5 separate regions of the Homo sapiens genome follow, and regions 1, 2, 3 and 4 are each linked to region 5. Evidence: chromatin contacts called from ENCODE Hi-C or POLR2A ChIA-PET data. All regions are on one chromosome and are shown on one strand. Each heading gives the region's core, a stretch centred on a gene start or an enhancer-like site at or near the end of the contact. The rest is flanking DNA. Distances are from core to core; before and after follow the strand shown.

What was found. A loop is a pair of places that touch in the nucleus more often than their neighbours do. ChIA-PET counts read pairs that join two places held with the same protein, here RNA polymerase II (POLR2A). Pooled maps may share reads with other maps.
Region 1: a loop to region 5 is called in a map of CD8-positive, alpha-beta T cell, with 9 times the contacts of the local background. The contact joins the promoter of ZNF148 here to the promoter of GSK3B in region 5. A Hi-C loop is called at or near these places in 1 of 168 maps with a recorded cell type or tissue (CD8-positive, alpha-beta T cell) and 5 of 50 pooled maps. POLR2A ChIA-PET finds 5 or more read pairs at or near these places in 1 of 52 experiments (T-cell).
Region 2: a loop to region 5 is called in a map of B cell, with 15 times the contacts of the local background. The contact joins the enhancer-like site here to the promoter of GSK3B in region 5. A Hi-C loop is called at or near these places in 1 of 168 maps with a recorded cell type or tissue (B cell), 1 of 37 single-sample maps with no recorded cell type and 7 of 50 pooled maps.
Region 3: a map of CD8-positive, alpha-beta T cell shows a loop between it and region 5 (8-fold over the local background). The contact joins the promoter of NAA50 here to the promoter of GSK3B in region 5. A Hi-C loop is called at or near these places in 2 of 168 maps with a recorded cell type or tissue (CD8-positive, alpha-beta T cell and naive thymus-derived CD4-positive, alpha-beta T cell), 1 of 37 single-sample maps with no recorded cell type and 11 of 50 pooled maps. POLR2A ChIA-PET finds 5 or more read pairs at or near these places in 1 of 52 experiments (PC-9).
Region 4: a loop to region 5 is called in a map of CD14-positive monocyte, with 14 times the contacts of the local background. The contact joins the promoter of ZXDC here to the promoter of GSK3B in region 5. A Hi-C loop is called at or near these places in 2 of 168 maps with a recorded cell type or tissue (CD14-positive monocyte and naive thymus-derived CD4-positive, alpha-beta T cell) and 11 of 50 pooled maps.

Annotation. Positions count from the first base shown.
Region 1 is chr3:125,373,964-125,376,663 of GRCh38, forward strand. ZNF148 (zinc finger protein 148) reads right to left here and starts at 1,362. Exons shown (of 9, transcript NM_021964.3): 1 at 1,139-1,362. It overlaps LOC105374080 (a long non-coding RNA gene), which reads left to right and starts at 1,463. Exons shown (of 3, transcript XR_924427.3): 1 at 1,463-2,700. RefSeq lists a silencer at 1,097-1,146 and enhancers at 1,257-1,526, 1,637-1,686.
Region 2 is chr3:114,212,878-114,215,577 of GRCh38, forward strand. No RefSeq gene overlaps it. Among named protein-coding and RNA genes, the nearest start is that of ZNF80, 23 kb to the right of the region's middle. RefSeq lists an enhancer at 859-1,532. Within about 2 kb of position 1,439, at least 12 of the 41 ENCODE cell types and tissues checked have a DNase peak (open chromatin) inside an H3K27ac peak, as active enhancers do; they include B cell, where a contact is called at or near this core.
Region 3 is chr3:113,744,883-113,747,697 of GRCh38, forward strand. NAA50 (N-alpha-acetyltransferase 50, NatE catalytic subunit) reads right to left here and starts at 1,367. Exons shown (of 5, transcript NM_025146.4): 1 at 1,060-1,367. The coding sequence starts at 1,067. ATP6V1A (ATPase H+ transporting V1 subunit A) reads left to right here and starts at 2,153. Exons shown (of 15, transcript NM_001690.4): 1 at 2,153-2,231. RefSeq lists enhancers at 211-947, 551-700, 948-1,683, 1,684-2,419, 1,741-2,110 and a silencer at 1,271-1,390.
Region 4 is chr3:126,474,454-126,477,153 of GRCh38, forward strand. ZXDC (ZXD family zinc finger C) reads right to left here and starts at 1,438. Exons shown (of 10, transcript NM_025112.5): 1 at 506-1,438. The coding sequence starts at 1,412. RefSeq lists an enhancer at 1-310 and silencers at 868-1,127, 1,198-1,707.
Region 5 is chr3:120,093,151-120,095,892 of GRCh38, forward strand. GSK3B (glycogen synthase kinase 3 beta) reads right to left here and starts at 1,297. Exons shown (of 11, transcript NM_001146156.2): 1 at 197-1,297. The coding sequence starts at 284. It overlaps GSK3B-DT (GSK3B divergent transcript), which reads left to right and starts at 1,954. Exons shown (of 3, transcript NR_186629.1): 1 at 1,954-2,628. RefSeq lists enhancers at 1,476-1,885, 1,512-1,806, 2,086-2,405.

The sequences.
Region 1 (2,700 bases), core at 112-2,611, 5.3 Mb after region 5:
TGAAGAAAACCACCAAGTCAATTAATTTCCATTCCAGCGTTTGCCAGGATAGTATTTACCCAACCTCGGGTAAGTGTTAATACTTCAAATTTTCTAAAATCGAAGCTCCATAGCCTAAGGAATCCCCACAGGCCAGACCCTTTCTCAAGGTCTGCTTCAGAGGTTCTCATACTCATTGGTGCACGTCTAAAATGTCACAGACCAAACTACAGACTAAAATCTAATTCTCAGTGACCCCAACCACGGCCCAGACCCACACTTACCAGATGTCATCTACTGAACAGCCCACACAGGTTCGGAACTAGGCCATCCCGGCCCATCTGGAATAACTCTTCAGTACTTAGGCCAATATTTATTAATTATACTACATCTGTCTATTCTATTATGCATTCCCTGCATCTTCTCTACTATTTAGCACTCCCTCTTGCTTCAAACGCGATCCTTTCTATTCACGGGAACTCCTATCTCCCTTCTTTCCTTCCCTGAGAAACGCTTCAGTTCTTTCCATAATGAAATACCTAACGTATCTGCACAATGAACACCCCCCAGAATCCTCAAGACTCCTCCACAGCCACCTCCCCGCATTCCTCCACCTCTCCGGCATCTTTCCTCCGGCCCCTCGCCCTGTTCGCACTCCCACTACGTTTCCTGCAAGCATTCCCTTTTCTCCAACCCCTGCCCTTCCCTTCTCCCAAAGAGCACACTCCGGCAGCAACAGTGACTGAGGCCTGCGGTGCATAAAGCACTGCACCAGGCACGGTGGACAGAGCCCTGGTGTCTCCCTAGCCTTTTCACACCCACACCCAGCACCCTCCGGCCTCCCCGTGCAAACATCCCACCTCCTCCCCTACCTCTGACACCCGCCTCCAGCCTCGGAGGCCGCCTTCTCGCCTCCGCCACCCCCGTCATTATCCCTCCTCAACCCCCCAACCCACCCTCCGCGCCCTGCTTCCTCACGTCCCCCAGCCAGCCCCAGCGTTTCCCTCGGCCTCGGCTGGCCCCCTGGCCACCCCCAGCCTCGCCACGGCTCGCTCCCCCCGGGGTCAGGCCGTTACCGCCGCGCGCTCCCCCCGCGCGCCGCCCCCTCCCCCTCCCCCGCCCTCCCCCGGGCCCGGGCCTGCCAGGCCGAGCGCTTTACCGCGGGCGGGCGCCGAGTCGCGCGGTCACCGACTGCAGGCGGCGGCAGCTCCAACCTTTCTAGGGGCCTTGAGAGGAGGGGAAGGGGGGAGGGGGGAGAACTTTTGCTGTGGCAGCTTCGGCAACAGCTCCCACCCCTGCGCCTTTCTCCTCTTCCTCCCCCTCCTCCTCCTCCTCCTCTTCCTCCTTCTCTTCCTCCTCCCAGAGCAGTAGAGACGCAGACATGCCGCAGCTAGAGCGCCGCCGCGGTCGCCGCCACTGCCGGCCCGGTGCATTGTGGGAAGCCCCGCACACGGGAAGCGCTCCGCGGCGCCCGCCCTCGTCTGGCGCAGAGACCTGGCTGGAAAGACACAGCGTGGCTTCGATTCCGGCGCCTGCGTGTCACCAGCCCAGGGTGGCCGTGGAAGCTGGACCCGAGCCGCAGGCCCCCCAGGCTGGGCCTGGGAGGAAAGCGGTTTGAAAAAGATCGGAACTGAGGAACTCTCTTAGAGCGGGGGACTCCCTGCTCCTACAGCCTTAACCAATGCCCAGCGCTTGGAAAGTGGAGGACTCGGGGATTCGGGAGCGTTTCAGGCCTGGGGAAATGGAAGGGTCGGGGACCTAGGTGAAAGGTTATTTGCCAGAAATGTCTTGGCTTTTTCATTTATTCTGTCTTACCTAGCCCTTCGCCGCCACCTCCAGTCGTTGGCCTCTTACCACCTTCAAATGCCACCTTTTCCGGAAGATGTAGCCCTGCGCCCTTGAAACTGGCAAACCCTATTAGTGTCTGCAAGCTGAGATGCAGGGTGTGGGCATAGACACAGATCAAGAGATCCGGCCCTGGACCCTCTTGGGCAGAACCTTGCCCTTCTCATTTCACCTGAAGCCCAAACTTTGTATGGCAAAGACTTGGTAATGATCTCTATAGAGCTAGGATTACACAGTTGTCTCATCCTTTGGGGGCCCTTTAGCCAAACTGTGACCTCCTTAATGGTGCCTTCGTCAGCTAACATTAGGCGCCCTGAGGTGCTTCTGCATACTGCCATCGTTTACAATTACTCATCTTTGTGTACACACCCTAGCACAAGGTCAGCCATATAACATAAAAGATGCTCAGTGAATGTTGAGTAATTGTGAGCATCTGGAACTTGCCGTGGGATAAAACGCGTTCATTGGGATTTCTTCATAATAATATGAAGATTCCATTTAGCGCCTCTCTGCAATACTTAAACGTAACCTTTGAGGGGAGAGGGAAAAGAAAAGGCATGAAAATATCTATAGAGCCATTTCTGGTGTTCTCCTTCCCTTTTCCACACCCGCCTTCCCACCCCTTGCCAACTAAATGTTCATTTGAATAGTGCTTTTTGGCAAAATTCCAAACTCCTGCATTATGCACTTGTGATGACACTGAATTAGATTAGTGTCTGCAAGGTTAATGTTCCCTCAGGCATTAACCTTAGTAAATCGTGATGCCTGTTTAGAAATAGCTAAGGCCCAGAGGTTCAGCTTAATTTAGACACAGGTAACTAAGAGCAAGAGTAAACCACAGCTCCACAATCAACTCTCTCTGTGTGCTTTCTCCAT
Region 2 (2,700 bases), core at 189-2,688, 5.9 Mb before region 5:
TGAAGTGCAGGGGCGGGGACCAGCTCACCTTCACATTCCTGGCCATGAAGGTGAGAATGGATCCAGACAATAATGTGTTTTCATTTGTGGTTGCTTATCTTTTGTCTCCAACTGGCAAGCTGGAATGATGTTGGCACCACACGACAACAGCAGGGAGTCACAGCCTTTTCATAAATGCATGGAGAAATGAGGCATCAGCAGGTACAGGTTACAGTGACTCAGGTGGGGCACAGGAATTTCATGATTTTAAAAAAGGATTCCAGATTCTTCTGTTCTCCTTGCCAAAGGCTAGTCAATTTTCCCAGTTGCTTCTCTATTGCCCCCATCTTATTCAAAACTGCACAAATTCAAATGACCCCACTTCATCTAGACAAAAACGTAAAAAGAAAAGACAGTCAATCAAGATTCTGCTTGATTAACATCTTGGGAGAAGGCTAACATGAGTCTTCAGGGATGAAAATAAATGGCTCTGAGCCTGGGCTGTGGTCATAAACCTGACCTTGTCACTGCCTAAGCGAGGAAAGCAATGGAGGAAATTAGAGCTCTCGTTCCAGTGTGATTACAATTGTACCCTTAACAGGACATGACAATGTTTTTTGGCATTCAATTATGTTTTGCTATGCGTGCATGCATACACTCACACACTCACACACGCAGAGCTAGAATTGAAATCATCTCAAGTGAGAATTCTTGTGATGCATTTAAGGGGCCTGCATTTGACAAGTTGCTACCTAGTTATGGACTAAAATCTCACCAGGCACCCCCATAGCTTATCGCCTGTCATTTCAAAACAAAGACATCCTGCTTCCCCTTTCTGTGTCACACCTCATCGACTCATTCTCAGCAGACTCTTACTTTCATTACAAGCTCGGTGCCACCTCCCGGACTTTCATCAGATGAAAACTTGAAAGAAAAAAAAAACCCATTCCATGTTTTGACTTGGACTCTAGGTGTTGTTATTCTCTCAGTCCAGCTTGAGAAAAAAAAAAAAAAAAAGCCCACCCCACGAGGGGGCAGGCCTGCTTTCCTGTCTCCTGCCACCACACAGTCTCTGAAGTGTGTGAAGAAGAGAGGAAGAGACAATTAACACTCAGCACCAATCTGCATTTCCTTTTTAGCTGCCATTTACACGCTGCTCAGGTTTTGAAAACCAGCATTTCATGCTACTCCCTAGAGAGCCAGCACCAGCTTCAGCAGGATCCATCTGCACAGCACTCACATTGCTGAAATCTTCAGCCAACCCAGAATTCATTTATTTATTTTTTGAAAAAAAATGAGAGAGAGGAAGTGAGAGAGTACGAGTGAGAGAGCAAGCAAGCGGGTGAAAATAATAGATTAGAATCTGGTAATATTTAATGCGCACGCTTGACCAATCCCTGCGCTGGTCCAGGCAGGGGTGAGTCAGTGGAGTTTTTCTTTGATCATCTTCTAGATTAGTGTGAGCAGCGAGCGAATGAGCAAGAGCGTGTGACAACAGAGGATGACAGGCTGTGAGGTTCGAAGCAGGAAGGACACACTCCATAAGTCTCGGCACTGCTCATCAGCCCATGTGTCAGCACGCTCTTGCTGATGGGAGCAGCGGGGAGAAACGCCATACTGGGAAGTCACTGCTGGTGTGGGACAAGTTACAAGATGCTTCTGGGGGAGGAAAATGTGTATCATCAACTCCTCAGGTCTGGCCAACTTGCTTTATTTCCTTTAGCCCCCAAAGGGTGGAGCATTGAAGCATAATAGCTTCAATAAGCTTTGTTATTTTAACATTATTATTTTTTAAACTGAATTCACCACCACAGGAGGTCACAGAGTCAATGGTCACAGCTGGCTTTTAAAAAAGGGTTGAGTCACTTTGTGATTGATAAAACAGACTCAGCCTGAGATGAGGGCAATCAGGTTTCCTGCTTGAAGGCATCAGTTGATCACTACAGGGGTCGGAAAGAAGTGTTTTTCTTACGCAAGTTCTGGCATAATAGTCTAGGTGAATGCAAAAAAAAAAAAAGTTAGTCTTTTGATTTGTTTGTTTTTGTTTCTAAGAGAGAGCAGAGCTAAAAAGCCCATCCTTACCTCAGTAGACCAATGAGTGGTCTGATTCCATCTGGCTCTGCTGCTCAGATGGCAGTTGTGATGATAGTCATGCTACAGACACATTTACCAACTAAGCAGTGCAGACAGTACTCTGCATTGGCCCAGATTTACCTAGGAACAAGCACAGGTGTGCTCAGATAAGGAAAATACCTTAGGTCAGGAGGTGGGGTGAGCACATGGTTGTTAAAATAGAATTTAGTGAGTTAAAAAAAAAACCAGCAAACCAACACAAGACTCATAAGTACCCTATAGTATCTGCGGATGCCGTTACACGTCAAGTTAAACCACATCTTCTCAGGATACAGGGGTGTTTTGCAGCTCTCACATTAACACAGATGTGTAACGTGGGTTTCTCAGCCTATCAGAGATGGGGCAAGATAGGGTTATAATAAACAGCTTTTGTTTTTTTTGGCTCTGCCCTTACTAGGGGAGACTTCCAACCTTACCAATTCTCAAATAGTTCTTGGAGTCCCTGGTGAGAAGGATGCCCCTCTTCCACCATTCTGACTTAATGACACTGGAGCCACACTGCATGGGTTCAAATCCCAAACTCATTCCTCCACTCAAAATGTATTTAAGGGAGTGCCCACTGTGAACTTGACATTATTCTAGATGCTG
Region 3 (2,815 bases), core at 117-2,616, 6.3 Mb before region 5:
ACGTTGAAAGTGACTTTTATTTCATCCTCAAAAGTGCTATTGAATAGTTGGAATGACTTCGTTAACTTAAAACATAGTTACGACTTCTTAATCGACTTACAACAACAAACTATGGCATCGCAGAGAGCTTTTTAACGTTTATGAGCTTCATCTCTTTGAGGGTAAAGACAAGCTCCAAAACGGCTTGAGACAATGCTTCGGAAAAATGTTACGTAATTAATACATTAAAACTATACAACTTAATGGTAAGGAGACATTTCATAAAAACTTAACCAGTCGATCCAAAATAATTCCTAATTTTACGTAAGAGGCAAACGGTGAAAGACCGAACATTAACTTTGCCAATCACCTGAAAGGAGCAGCGTGGTAGAACTACCCAGGACCGCCTCAGCACTCAGGGGCAATAGTGAACTACTGAAGCAACAGCTCCACCTACTGATCCACCCTATACTTCCTTAAATATGTTGGCACCCCAAGTCTACAGTGATCGCGCTCTCTCCCCCTCCTCCACTCGCTGTGACCCAACCCAAATCTAGTTGAGTCACTAGCTCTTAATACTCATCCCCGTGCTCTTTATTCCAATTTCTTCTTCCTCCAGAAGGTTCTGCACAGCTCCCAAGCGTGAATTAAACTGAAAGGTGTCAAACACCGCAGTTCCAGAGTTGAGTCTGGAGGTGGAAGACAACCAAACCACTCCACCTGGAGCTGCGGGCCGGCGTGGCTCAGCGGTCCGCTCCCGGGAAGGAGGCCCCGGGCGCTTCACAATAGCCTTTCCATGTTGCCCCACTCGGTCGCTTCTCCCCACTCAACAACCCACACTCGTCTCCGAACCGAAACCCTGAAGCCCCCCGGGTCTTGCCTCCGCTGGCCCTTCAGCCCGCCAACAGCCCGAGCCTCGCCTCCGCCCCCTCCGGGAGCCGAGGGAACTGAGAAGCAGAGAAATCTCCCTCCGCCCGTCTTCGCCCTGAATCTCTCCTCGCCTTTGCGGCTCTCCCCCTCTACATGGGCCCGGACCCTTCTACCCCACCGGCCGGGCCCTGCCCGGCTGCCCTTCCTCACCCTTTCATCTTCCCCGCCTGCTGAGGCCGTCGTTACCACCGATATCAACGCCGTCGTAGTCGCCGCCCTTAGGTCTCCGCACCCTTAGCTCGGGCCACTCAACCCCGCAAGCCGGCCTCCTAGCCTGGGCAGGGAGCTGTGCGAGCAACGAAGGCCGCGAGAGTCGAGTGAGGGCTTGAGTCTGGTGGGGGCGGGAGTGTCTCCCGCCGCCGCGCTTGTGCCGCCGCTTCTCCACACGTGCACTCGGGTCTCTCGGCTCCCTCCCGCCGCTGCCGCCAGCCAGACCCGCTGCCGCGCTGTGACCTTTCACCCCGCCCCTCGCGCGCCGGCGCGCCGCCGCCTCACGCGCAGCCGCACTGCTCGCCTCCGCGCACCCTGCCCCCTCCACTCCGGAACCTCCATCTTTCTCCTGGACTGGGCCTTCTGGGGTCATGCTCCTCCCTCCCACCCGCTTACGACACTGCTTGTGGGGCTGGCTCGGTAGGCCCTGGCGGTAAAATCCAGATTTTTCCACCCCTCCCTCTCTTGTCCCATATCCGCAAGATAGTTTTTCTCAGCCCCGTTCTTCCCAGTTTGTGGTCTCCAGAGTGACCTTCAAACGCTGTTGCCTCCTAGTAGGGTTTTATAAAGTTAGTTCTTCTAAATGTAAAGAAATCTGTGGAAAGCTCAAGTTTAAGTTAGGTGTTTTAAAACAAACGTAGTTAACAATCGGCCAGATAGATTGGCTACCCTCCAGCACGCCTCAAGTTTTAAGATCACGTGATTGGCCCAAACCTCAGAGCCTGGAATTTTACCGGCGGACTCCAGAGGGACGGAACGCCACCGCCATTTCCTGTCCCTCGATTGTGGCGTGAACGTCACTTCCTTAGCAATGCGCTTTAACTCTTGCTGTCCACATTTTCCACATTGTACTTTATAACATACTCTTTGTGAAAATTTATCTTTTATTTCTTTAATCCAAGAAAATTAATATTCAAGGGATCCGTAAAAATTCAGGCCCCCCGAGATGTAGAGCGCTGGGATGGAGGAGGCAGGGCGGAGCTCGACGTCATGTGACTGGTTGGGCCCGCCCCCCCCCCCCCCCCCAACCTGTGCAGCTGAGGACTTCCCCTCCGTGGTGACAGCCTCTGGGTCCTCGGTCGGTACAGTCTCTGCACCTCGCGCCCCAGCAGGTGAGCGGCGACCGGTAACTGGCGAGTGGTGGGGATAGAGGGGGTGGAAGGAGGCAGAGGAAGGAGAGAAGGGAGAGTGTGAACGGCGACTTTTCTGCCTGAGGCTTCCTCCCCGCTGTCACCCTGCACCGGCAAGGAGCTCATTTCTCCTTAACCCCCGCTCCCCCAAGTGTGGTCGTTCCCGCTACTTGGGGATTCAGATGTCCACCTTTCCCAGGGTTGGAAGTGAGTGCGGCCATTATGGTTCCCTACTCAGAGCCTTTGGGGCTTCGGGTAGCAGATTGTTTCAGCCATTTCACAGGGTCTGCAGTAGACATTAGGTCCCATTCCTTAAAGCCCATTCTTTGGCAAAGGTCCTCACTGTCCTTACCCTCAGCTCAGGGCTGAGGAGCGGGGAGGTAGCAAAAACCCTGGAGGCAGAGGCGTCTCCGGTGAGACAGGCTTGGGAGGGACTGTCACTGATACGGCCCTCACTGCAGAGTCACTGTGAAGCTTCCCTCCGAATGTGCTTTCTCAGTGATTCTAAGGATTTTATCTGACATACCTGCAGGGAAGGTTCCGTAGATGTTCACGTGCTTCGGATG
Region 4 (2,700 bases), core at 188-2,687, 6.4 Mb after region 5:
TAAAACTTCACAAAACTGTGAGGTTCAACGGAAATCAAAGTGCAAAAGGCAAAAAAAGCCAGGATGTGCGCACACCTGTGGCTATCCTCCCAGCGTGTTAAGGTCCTGAATCTGGCCACATTCATCTCTGCTCCTCTAGCACGGAGTGTGCACCCCGTAAACAAATGACGAGACTGAGGAAAATAAAGACCTGACACATAGCTCCGTGCCACTCTGTGAAGATGCGTGCCGCTTTCATCAAGCACAAGCAGGTTAAGGATATCTGTTGCCGCCACCTTTGGGAAGCGCAGCTGTGGTGATCTGCGCTACCTGCCATCGGAATCCCTGCGGCAGGGCAGGGCCAAGATCTCAAATCGAATGACATGGAAGGAGCTAGAATACAAATCCCGAAGAGCCTGCGTCCCCGGCTTGCTAAGGTCTGGCAGGCCCCTCTGTGGGGCGGACGTGGCACCCCAGACCTGCCTGCAACACCGCGCAGCCCGCCCGCCCCCGAGAGCGCGGTTACCGGGAAAGTCACACTTGTAAGGGCGCTCGGGCTCGAAGTGGCTGCGCTGGTGGGAGCTGAGCTTGGCGTGCGTGGGGAAGCGCTCGGCGCACACCTCGCACTTGAACAGGCTCTCCTGCTCGTGGCCCTTCATGTGCGCCTTGAGGTTATAGACCGTAGTGAACTTCTTGCCACAGCCGCCCACTGGACAGCCGAAGGGCCGCAGCTTGTCGTGCGACTGCAGGTGCCGCTTGAGCTTGTAGGACGTTGTGAAGGCCCAACCACAGCCCTCCAGTGGGCACTTGAAGGGCCGCCGGCCCTGACCGCCGCCGTGCGTGAGCAGGTGCACCTTGAGCTGGTGCTTCTTGGCGAAGGCCAGCGCGCACTGCGGCTCGGGGCAGCGGTAGCCGGGCGTGCTGGGGCCGGAGGCCTGGGGCGCGCGGCGGGGAGCGGCGGCGCCCGCGGTTGCGGGGCCGGGCGGCGCAGACAGCGCGAGGACGCCGCGGTCGAGACGCACCAGCAGGTCCTGGCTGCTGATGGTGACGGCGCCCGCCGGGGCTACGCCAGGGCCGGGGGGGGCGGCCGGGCCGCTGGGGCCCTGCTCGGGGCGGCTCGCCAGGTTGACACGGGAGCCAGGCTCGGCCTCCTGTGATCCGGCAGCCTCGGCGGCAGCGCCGCCGTGCGGCACTTCCAGCAGCACCAAGAAAGAGTCGCCGTCGCTGTCGTCCTCGGCGGGCGGCGGGCTTGGCCCGGAGGCCTCCCCGGGCCGCGCCCCGGGCCCGCCATCTTCAGGGCCCCGCACCAGTAGCAGGCGGCGGCGCGCGGGGCTCGCGCCGAGCGGCGCTGGGGCTCGGCGGAGCGGGCCGGGGCCGCCGCCATGTTGCCCTCCGCGCGCAGTCGGGGCGGGGAGCAGCGCCGGGAGGTCCATCTTGGTCCCAGCGACGGCGTCGGAGCAGCTTCGGACGCAGAGCTGCCCGCGCCCCGCCCAGGTGTGCGTGCGCCGCCCCGGGACGCGATCCGCGCCAAGCCCCGGCGTAGAGTCCGGCTCGGAACCGCGCGTGCGCGGACGCCGCCGGGCGATGCGCGAGGCCTGCTGGGCTGACGTGACGTGAGGCTGGGCTGCGGGGCGCCGGAGGCGGAGGCGGGGGCGGGGCGCCGGGACCGACTAGGGCGGGGCGCGGGGTCGGGGGGCGGGGCGCGGGGTCGGGGGGCGGGGCGCGGGGTCGGGGGGCGGGGCGCGGGGTCGGGGGGCGGGGCGCGGGGTCGGGGGGCGGGGCGCGGGGTCGGGGGGCGGAGCGCCGGCACCTACGAGGGCGAGCGGCGGGGCACGGGACCGACAGGGGACGGGGTGAGGCTCCCAACGCTGAGCGATTCCTTCTCGTTCCCGCTGGCGTGGAAGACGAGGCTTGTCTTGACTTCGAATCGTATTAATATTTCAGACACTTAACAGGCAACCTCTCGTAGGCATTGACTGCGTCCCAGGGGCTGTACCTGTCCGAGCTGATTAAGCGTGCGCGGTCACCCAGGGGTGAGGAAACAGGGACGGCGAGCTCGAGTCACTCGGCAGCCGGCAGATCCAGGATTCGAACCTGTCCAACAGGCCGGACGCCTACCCCCAGCTCACTTAAGTGCAAGCTCGCCTGCCGCCGCTGGCGCACAGACCTCGTTTGCTTTGGCCCAGGTCCTTGCTCGGCACACGGGGCCTCCCTGATACGCAGGACCCCTGCCTGTATTTCCAACTGTATTTCCTACTAAACTTGGCACAACCTCACTCTGCAACAGCTTAATTACTTACTGTTTCCGGTCCTCACCCTCCCCCACCTCACCGTACACCTCCGCATTCAATCTGGACTCCTCCACTTCAACTTCACCACCACTCAGATCCAAACCCGCACTTTATTCCTGGGTACCTGAAAAATAACTACTAGCTGGTCATCGGTCTCCCTCCGCTCCACTCGCTCCCATCCACGGGGCACCGTTTTATGATCTAAAAATTGCACATCAAATTATGCTCACCTCCACCTTGCTCCCGAAGGCGCCTATGGCCTTGCTAGTCTACCCTCCCCTACCTGTTTGCCCTCACTTCCCGCCACTCTCCCGCTGCCCCCCCCACCCCTCCCCCGCACCCCACCTCTTTTTCCCAGTTCATCCAGCAAGCCAAGCTGGTTCCAGCCTCAGAGACTTGGCGCAGCTGATCTCTGATTCCTCTGGGAGGA
Region 5 (2,742 bases), core at 47-2,546:
TCAAGGTTAATGAGACCGGGGGAGGGGGTATGGGAGGAGTAAAAAGGGAGCTGCTTCATCCTTGACTGAAGATAGGTTTTGCCCTTTTCCATTGCCTGTTTATCAGGAGGTCTAATAATTTCAGATCCTGGTATTTCGAGGTTTCTTATTTTAAGGGCGAGGTGGAAAAGGGGTGTAAAATAAAACCAATACTCACTGCTAACTTTCATGCTGCCAAAAGCTGAAGGCTGCTGCACCGGCTTGCAGCTCTCCGCAAAGGAGGTGGTTCTGGGCCGCCCTGACATGATCACTCTCTTCGCGAATCACCTTTTCCTTCCTTCCTCCTTTTCTTCCTTTTGTCTTTATGTTGGGGTGTTAGGTTAACGATAAATGCAGCATTAAGTTCTCCCACAGAAGAAAAAGAAAAAGACTTCGTCCTCTTGGCTTTTCACTCCTTTTGTATACTATAAAAAACAAAACAAGCGATATATTTCTCCTTCAAGACAGATCGGCACGGATATTTAACATATAGATGATTTAGGACTTGGGAAAAAATACAATTCTTTCCCCTCCCTTTCCTGGGAGGAGAGAAAAGAGAGGGCAAATCCTAAAAAAATATGTATCACGTGAAACGGGGGCAAATACTTGATTGAAAATGAGTACTTCGAATATTATATTTTCCTCGGGGATTTTTTTTCCGAGTCAATGAAGAAGGGAAGCGGCGGAAGGATCACGAGTCTCACGCTTGAAGAGAAAGGGGGATGGGTAGGAGGGAGGGAGAGGGAGGGAGGGGGTGGCTCGGAGATGCGACGGGAAACGCTGCAGCTCCGGCAAGCCGCGGGATCCGGCGGGCTGACGGCAGGGGCCCGGCGAACTAGAGGGCGGCGGAGTCGCGAGTCAGTCAGAGGCGGGCGGTGGCGGTGGCGGCGGCTCCTCTCCTCATTGCGCCAGGAGCAGCTGCAGGCGGCGGCTGGATCCAGCGGCCATGGCGGTGGCGGAGGCAGCTCCCTTCAGACCCCAGGCAGCGGCTCCTCGACTGTTCCCCATTCGCCGGGGACATGGGAACCCGGCAACCGCTTCCGTCCCTCGGGGCCCCCTCCCCCGTCCGCGGCAACAGCTCGGCCGCCCTCCCGCCCCTCGGCTCTGCTCGGTGCCCGCTCAGGAAGTGTCCGCGCTTTGCCCCAGCCCAGAGCCCTGTCAGCGGCTGCGGGGCCGGCTCCTCCTCGCTTCCTTCCTTCCTTTGTCACTTGGCCCGGGCGGCGGCGGCGGCGGCGGCGGCACAAGCCCGCATTCGCCCGGGTCAGGAGCTGCTCTGTGTGAGGAGCGCTGTCTGCGCAGCCGCCTTGCACTTCCCCACTCCTCCTCCCCCCTCCTACTCGTCCTCCACCTCCTTCCTCCCCCACCCAGCCTTACACCGCCCAGCGCCCCGCCGCCCGCGTAACAGGCGTCTGGGAATCGCCGGCCGAGCCCCACGCTCGCCCGCTTCGGCTGGGAGCCGAAGCCCGAACGGAGCCAATCACGGACGTCGTTTGTTTGCGGCTCCTCCCGGAAAAAGCCGATCAGCCTGAGAAACCAATTAGAAAGTGACGCTGGGAAGCCACGCCCAAAGAGCGGAAAATGCCGAAGGTAGCCGAACGGAAAGGGTGAATTCGCCTTGTTCGGTGGCTGGCTGGAGGAGACATTCGACAATGGCAACAGTGGCCAATCAGAGTCGCCGGCCCTTACGAAGAGGCTTGAAGAGTTGAGGACGGTGAAACCCAGAGACGCTGGTGAAACTGCACGGCTGGGCGCCGCCGCCGCTTTGTGATTGGCTGGAAAACTCCGCTGGGAGCGTACCTCCTTCGGTGATTGGTGAAGAGAAGGGGGCTTCCGAGGACAGTCTGGCCAGTCAGGACTTCCCCTCCCTCTCCAAGGTGGGGAGAAGAAAGCGAAGGGAGGGCGTCTATAAAGCGCTGTCTCATTGGCCTGAAGCTTAGGCGCTGGAGTTGGGGCAAAAGGGAGAGGGAGGGAGCCCGAAACTCGCGGCGGCGGCCAATCGGCTCTCACTGCCGTCCAATCGCAAGACCTAGCTGCAGTGTGATTGGCCTTCGGCCCCGGTCCCAGGAGCGGGGAGATGCCTGACTCGGGTCGTGGCTGACGACCCGACGGTTCGCCTGCGGCCGCCTCCAACAACGGTGGAAACCGCACACAGGGACCGCGGGCCCTCGGTGCAGCAAATCGGAAAGTGCTGCGGTCGGCGGCCCTGGGCTCTGAGCGCTCAAGCGAGCAGAGGGGTGGAGGGGCTCTCCCCACCCACAGGAGGCTCTCGGCGGGGCGCAGCCAATTCTGCGCGCCCAAGGCTCCCCTCTGCCGTGGATCGCGTGTGCCGAGTGTTGGCCTCTTCCCCGAAAGGGCCAGACGGACCAAGGGGGCCTTCCCAGCCGGCTGCAAGCTCTCAGACGCTAAAATGGGAACAAAGCTTCCAGAAAGGCAGCGCCTTTGGGCGGCCGCGCCCCGCCCAGCCGCGGGGGCCATTGATACAGAGGCTTGCTGCGCTTGGTGTGCGCGGCCCGGCCGGGCCTCTGGAAACGCCCATGAGAAATGAGCTCATGCTGGATGCGCGCGCTCCTTGGGCGCAACTGCCCAGCGCAAAACGGGCCCCGAAAGCAGGTGAGGGGAAATGCCGTCAGGCCGGATATCCTGAAGCCTCCGAGGAAATGGGGGGGTCAGAGGAGCCCGTGGTAGCTTTGGATCTTTTGGAACTAGGGTGATCTATAAAAGTGC